2 separate regions of the Homo sapiens genome follow, and region 2 is linked to region 1. Evidence: chromatin contacts called from ENCODE Hi-C or POLR2A ChIA-PET data. All regions are on one chromosome and are shown on one strand. The core of a region is the stretch at or near the end of the contact, and the rest is flanking DNA. Distances in the headings are between cores, read along the strand shown.

Region 1 (3,507 bases), core at 316-2,815:
TTTTGCTTTCTCTTTTCTGGGCTGAGAGTACTTCACAATATACAATCTCTATTCTTGGTCTTCCTGTGAGATAGGCAGTCAGAAGAAAATGGGAAATCTTAGCACATCTGAACAATAGTAAGTCTTTCTTCACAGTGTTGTCTGAAGAGTGTTGCTTGATGACATCAGCAGCCAGATCTGTGCCTTCCCCCACACAATGAGGCTGAGTTTCTGTGCATGGGTGAGAAAGCATCTTATGAGCTGAATGATAATTAGGAAAACCATTGAGAAAATGGGAGTGACATCCTGCAAATTAAAAGCAGTTGTAATGTAAAAGGAAATTAAATCTTCAGTTTTTAAGAAAGATAGGCAATCTTGCCCACAACATTTTGACCCTTTTCCTTTATTTCTTCCCAGTCCATGCTTCTCCTTTATCTTTTCTTGGGCCCGTGTTCATTTTCTCACTGAGTTGATACTGCTTCAAACAGTTTTGTGGTTTCTGTAGGTGTGTCATTAAAACAAGGACATGGCTTCTAGGCATCTGTGATGACTCAGCGAGTTCAAACTCTATCTGCTGCGTTAGTGCAATGGATCAACCTCCTCTTGCTGCACAGAGCCTGCCAGATATCCATGGTGCCTGTCAGGGCTCTGGTTGGGCATTCATTGTTCTATTCAATCAGTTATGCCAACGATGGTCAGTCAAGTGGCATGGCATCATATTACTTGTCTGAGGCTCCTAATGAATGAGGGAAGGTTACCTTAAGAGGCCCTTCTTTCTTTGCCCTGTGGAACACTAGTAGCACAGTGTTTGGTACTTTACTTAGTTTCGCGCCAACTCCTGTAACCATGGGTTGCTCCTTTTGGAGCTCTGGTTAGACTCACCCAAGTGGCTTAGCTTGGTGCTTCCTAAACATTAACATTCATATACATCACCCAAGATCTTATTAAAATGCAGATTTGGATTCAGTGGGTCTGGGATAGGGCTGCCTATTCTGCATTTCCAACAGACGCTGCTGTTCCATGGACTATACTTTGAATAGCAAGAGCCTAATCCCAGCTGAGCACATCGTTTTATGACAACCTGCCACCATTAGCAGATAGAAGAACAGAAGTGCAAGTGCCACTGGATTTTTTTCAAACGTTTGACCTCCATAATAGGGAAGGGAAAAGGAACTACCATTGATAGAGCCTTTACTACACCCCAGGCATAATGCCTAGTTGTCAACATCATTTAATTCTATTATCCCATTGATGAGAATCTGAGCAACTTGAATAAGAAAGTGATTACTTAAAACTTGGTTTGTGAGTCCCTGCCCTTTCTGACATCAGTAACTAGTGTTGCTAAGGCAACTCAACAGGCCCAGGTTGCCAAATCTGAGAGGAGGGGATGTCAAGAGAGACCGAGAACTCATGGCACACTACAGGAAACCCCGACTCCAAGAAAGACCTACCCAAAATAGAGGTGTGCTGATGCAAATCAGTGATCACTGCTGTTCTCAGGGTATAAGAATAGGTTGGAAACCTCTCTGGTGACTCATCAGCCTTCACAGTTGCCAGGAGTTATCTCTAGCTCTAGTCAGGCAGCCAGTCACTCCCTGGCAAAGGGAAAGCCTTTTCTCGAGAACATTCTGATCTGAAAAGGAGCTGGCTTGAGCTCATTATTCAGGGTCAGGTGGCACAATGAACTATGCTGCACCACCTCGGATGGACTTTTCTGCGGGGGTTGAGAACCAGATCAGATTGTCATAGATCCCTACCCCTTCTGGCCCAAGCCCCATGAATGGAGAAGTGGTGGGCAGTGGGTGGGAGTTGGGGGGCGGGGGCGATGAGTCTCTGAAACCAGGTAAAAACCCATTTCTCTGGGATACTTCATTGTTTAGCTAAGTGGATGAGGGCCTACAGTGCCAAGATTTGCACACTCTAGGCATCACAGGGCTGGTCCCAGATTGGCATCAGAATCCCAGATTGGGTTCTCCATTGGAAGCAGATGCCTTAAAAGGTTTCTTGGCTGACAGTGCATCCCCCAGACCACACATTTTTGTTCTCCTCTGACCATTCCAATTCAGAGCTACCTCTTCCAAGGTAGGGCTCCTTCTGACTGAAGAGACTAAGAGTAGGCGATTGGAGAAGGTTTTTAATGATGTCAGGTCTTCTGAAATATTTTCTTCTCTGGAAAGTATTCTCAAACACCAAGCTCCTGGCCTAGAACTATTAACAGAGCAGAATGTTTCTTTGGAGTGTTGAAAAGAATAGCATATGAGAGGATTATCAGTATTGGCTGGTAACATATTCTGAGGATCCAACTAGGGTTATGACATTGTGTTAGAAGCTGTGAGCAATAATGAAAATGACACCTCAAACCTTTATTATCAGATGTGGAATAGGAGTTATACATTCTGGTTTATTAAATAATAGATTTTTTTCATAATAAGAACTGCAGAGGAGAAAAGACTTTCCCTTTACCCTCTGAGAATTTGATAACTGCGTCTATAAAATACGTTGACAGCAATCACATTAACAGGAGAACAGGCAGACAAATTTATTATGTACATGGCGGCATCCCAGAAAAGAAAAGGGGATATTTGCAAAACCCAATGAGATCTAGAAATCTACATGGGCTCGTTGTAGGGGAGACAGAATGTAGGTAACTTAGGGAAGAGTAAATGATTTGAGGGAAAGAGGAATGGGTGGTAGATGAGATTCAAGGGCAGTAGTGGGCAGGCTGAGTGGGGTTTGTTGGGGATTCATGACGACTGAGTTCTTCCAAAGGATCTGTCTTTAAGCAGATAAGGGAAGTTTAGAGAAAGCCCCTTCTTGCACTAGCTGTTCCCCAAATGCCCTCAATTTGAAGTCATCAGCACACCAAAGCAGCATATTTGGGGTGGTATTTCCTAAACTCCTTCAGAACAAACATGAATGGCATGTTAGAGTTTACAGAGCACTTTCATATAAATTATGCAATTTGGTTACTCACAATTAACCTGCAAGATAAAAAATATATATATAATCTGCATTTTGTTGATGAGAAAAATGAACCTCAAAGAGGTAAGGATATTTTTTTCAAAGTTAAATAAGTATCTGGAAGTGGATTTGGGATTAAGATGAGGCATTGTTTTTTTTCTCTTCATCACAGTATCCAGGGCACTGGGGAGAAAATGGAGAGTGGCTCTTCCCTGGCCCTTACCCCTTCTCCTGGAAGAGTCCTGTGTGTTTGTGTATCTGACTTATGGGAGGTGTCCACAATCCATTTCCTCTTCCTTCTATGGCCCCTCATCCTTCAAAGGACACAGAGTTCTCTAGTGCAAAGCCCATTACCTTTAAAACACCCTGCTTCCAAAAAAATCCATACCTCTGGTTCCCAGGACTTTACCTTGGCCTGGTCATCGTCATTTCCCTTGTTTAAATGTTAAAGAAGTGGGTTGTCAGTGTGCGTGGGGTGAACCACACGGGAGAGAGACCATATTCTACCTTGCATTGGGGCCATTTTTGCCAATCACAACTTGGTTGCAATCTGTGTTCTCCTAAATT
Region 2 (3,507 bases), core at 268-2,767, 68 kb after region 1:
CAGGCAGGGTTTCCCTCTGTGCTTCTGCAGTGCTAATGAGCCACCCCTCTAACAAGACACTTCCCAAGGAGTATAATCATAGTGTGGGATTATGTGTTTCCCTACTAGACCGAGGTACGTCAAGGGCAGGGACTGTGGCTGTCACCTGCTCTTCTGGCATCCCTCAGTGTCCAGCACATACAACGTGTTAAATGTTTGTGGATTGAACTAGAAGGCTCAATCCACAAGTGAAGTTAATTCATCAAAGCCCTTTTCCAACACATGAGGTATATCAAAAGAACTTTCATAGTATATGAATAAAATTATCCTATGCAGGTCTTTGGGTAACCTTACCTTATGTCAAATTCTACTAGAGCTAGTGACAAAGTCTGTTCTATTTATCTGACTTCTGCTCTCTAAGAATCCTTTTCTGCATTGAAACTGGCCTAACGTGCTCTTCCATTAGCTATTCCTACCTGTCATGCGATGACTTTTGAAGAGCTACATAATCTTTAGGTCTGGGTTGGAGGTGTTTGCATTCTCTCCTACCTCACTTTTCACTGAGTCTACTCATGACAGGTACCCAGTAAACTCTCCAACCCTTCACTCCTCCCTCCCTCCCCCTGGAATGGAGTCTCCTCTTCCTTAGGTCTCTCCCTAGGTTAGTGGTTCCCAGTGGGAGTGGGATCCTGCCCTCTGCCATGAGCCATCTGGCAATGTCTGGAGACATTTCTGATTGTCACAACTGGGGGAGAATGCTGCTGGCACCTCATGGGTAGAGGTTAGGGATGTGGCTAAGCTTCCCACAATGCACGGGACAAGCTCCCACTCTTCCAGCAAAGAATTATCCAGCCTAAAATGTCAATAGTACCAAGGCTAAGAAAGCCTGAATTAGGTTAAATGAAACCAAAAACTGTCAGGTGAAAATCTGAATCATTAAAACTTGCATGAGACAAAGAAACAATTCATTTTAGGGCAAAATTAAAAAAGAGAAAAAAATCAAGGACTTTTGGAGTCAGAAAAATTAGCCACTAAGGCACTGAAAAATGTGAAAGAAATTATTTACCTGAGGGTCAGCTTTCTTTTCTGGTGAGTTAAAGTTACTAGGACATACATCACAAAGTTAATGTATGGATGAACTAGCATAACAGGTGCTAATAAAAGTGGGCTATTGTCTGCCATGTCTGTCCTTTTCAAAGACTGGTAATTCACAAGGTTAGTTAAAAGCCATAATTTTTTTTTTTAGGTGTAAGTGACTATTTTGGAGCTTCCTCCAGGATATTATACAATGTTTTTATGTATTGAAAAATCTTTGAGTTGGAAACAGATCTGGCAGATCCACTCCCAAGTTTGGACATCATTTATTTATTTATATTTTTTGGGGTGGGGCACAAATTTCACTTTTTTTTAGCACAGACTCCAAATGAAACCAGTTTTCTATGTGTTTTGATCTCACTGGGGAAGGAAACCTGTTGGTCAAAATGTACCATTGACGTGAATCTTGGTTGTTGACTCTATCTCACGAGTGGTGTGAAGAGTTTTTTTTTTTTTTTAAATAACTAAACTGCATCATTTTGTGTTGATCACATTATAAACCTAACCACTATTTCTCAAATAACTTCCACTTCATCGGGCTCTGATGTCTAAACTCTTCCTGTGACTAAACGTGTTCATAATTTGACCAATTTTCTGACCCAAACATGTGTCTTCATTTCAATTGGCTAAGGACAAAATTCAGCGTTTCCTTAAAGCCCTGATAAAGCTGTCAGAAACACCGAAAAACAAGCCTTTTCACCTTGAGTGTTCTGCATGTTAACTTCTAATGACCTGCTCTGTGGGAAGTGCAGGAGGCAGAGCAGCAAAGAGGATATGCTCTGTTCGCATGCAACTGATTTCCATGTACAAAGGAAAAATGGAGTTAAACATTTTTTTAACTTTTGAAACATCTGGTCAGAACATTTCAAGTGTAAGAATTTACTGATACTGATAAAGGTCTAGTCTCCTCCTTTTCTCCAAAAAAACCTCTTTTCTAAAAGTCTCAGAAGTTGCCTCATTTTGAAACTGCCTCATGCTTCAAATTCTCATTTACTGTCATGTGGGCATTCTTTGTACAATTATACCTCTGACGGAGTCCAAAACTGAGTTTCACTCTTTTTGGCTTAAACACCTAATTTCAGTTAAAATGATGTGAGGCAGTATATAATTTTTTTAAGCGTTATGAGGGAATGAAGGATCTTGAAAGATTTATAAGAAGATGACTTGCTGGAATGCTGGCAAGTAAATTGATTTGTAGTTTTTCATCTATGCCAAAGGAGGGAGTGGGTGTTTGGGGTACTAAAGCCCTCTTGGCTAAATTAATTAGTGTTATTTAACAAACTGTCCTCAATTCTTCCCAATTCCACATCCAGTGACATCATGTTGGTTAGCTTGAAATAAGCCCCGGTGGGAATATTCATGCCACAAAAATGGGCAGATGCTACAAACCAGGGCCTTTTTCTTCCTAGAGAGTTGGTTTATCAGCACACCACTGAACATAACAATATCGTGATGTTACTTAATGCACTCAACACAAAAAAAGAAAGAAGGCAAGCCAGAAAGAAAGGGAAACGGAAAAGGAAAATGGAAGGGAAAGGTAATAAAAGAAAAAGGATGTCAGAAGAGACATTTCTTAAGTGACATAGGCTTAAAAATATTTTTTAATTGATTCAGATGAATTAGATGTAGCCAAATTCAGGGTCAAGGAAAGATGGTAGATACACAGAGCGAGAGAAACACCAAGAGGTGGTTTCTCTCCTCTGCAGGACCCAGGGCCTGATGGCTATGATGATGACCAACATGCCTGCAGGGAGGCGTGCACACACTTGCAGCCCAACTCAGGAGAAAAATTTCAAAGGTTTGCACTGTTACCATAACAGGGCAGGGAGAACTGTACATGATTTGAGTTCCCTTTAAATTTAGAACACTGCATAGATTAAATTCAATTTTGTGTGTGTGCATTACCTGAAACAGAAAGCCAAGACCTGTCTTTCCCATTTGCATTTCTAGCTCTGTGACACTCACCACAATCAAGAAGCTGTCGTAATTCTGCCAGGTTGCTGGAGCTCTGTGTTCTGTATAGAGTTGAACATTCCAGACCTAGGACACAAAACAGACCACAGACCATGTATGCAAAACACAGCTCTCTGGAGAACCTGTGAGGCTGCTGCCAGAGACATTCCAGTTTCCATCCAGTATCTGTTCTAGATGTGTACCAAATATTCTTGGAAGTCAACTCCTACTATTAATCTTACCTGGCATGTTGATAATTTTGGCAAAACCATCTGGCCTCTAAGAAGAAAGTTAATCATATTTATTAAATTATGAAGAATTTAATAGTTTCCATATGGAAACTACATGATAATCTAGAGTTAGAAATTATAGACTGAGACATTTTTCCCAGTACTTAGCCCCAAACAGTTTGAGTGTCCAGCAGAGTATCTGGACATAGCTGGTAGTAGGAAATTTACTTAATGAATGCACAAGAGACAA

The links. Hi-C counts contacts between places; a loop is a spot of excess contacts on that map. ChIA-PET counts read pairs that join two places held with the same protein, here RNA polymerase II (POLR2A). Pooled maps may share reads with other maps.
Region 2: a pooled map shows a loop between it and region 1 (2.3-fold over the local background). The contact joins two enhancer-like sites. A Hi-C loop is called at or near these places in 14 of 168 maps with a recorded cell type or tissue (CD14-positive monocyte, Caco-2, Calu3 and 11 more), 3 of 37 single-sample maps with no recorded cell type and 23 of 50 pooled maps. POLR2A ChIA-PET finds 5 or more read pairs at or near these places in 2 of 52 experiments (H1 and MCF 10A).

Annotation. Positions count from the first base shown.
Region 1 is chr5:68,341,634-68,345,140 of GRCh38, reverse strand. No RefSeq gene overlaps it. Among named protein-coding and RNA genes, the nearest start is that of PIK3R1, 130 kb to the right of the region's middle. Within about 2 kb of position 1,565, at least 13 of the 41 ENCODE cell types and tissues checked have a DNase peak (open chromatin) inside an H3K27ac peak, as active enhancers do; they include mammary epithelial cell and natural killer cell, where a contact is called at or near this core.
Region 2 is chr5:68,273,546-68,277,052 of GRCh38, reverse strand. PIK3R1 (phosphoinositide-3-kinase regulatory subunit 1) reads right to left here. Exons shown (of 16, transcript NM_181523.3): 4 at 3,040-3,114. Among named protein-coding and RNA genes, the nearest start is that of PIK3R1, 60 kb to the right of the region's middle. RefSeq lists an enhancer at 1,842-1,891. Within about 2 kb of position 1,517, at least 5 of the 41 ENCODE cell types and tissues checked have a DNase peak (open chromatin) inside an H3K27ac peak, as active enhancers do; they include mammary epithelial cell and natural killer cell, where a contact is called at or near this core.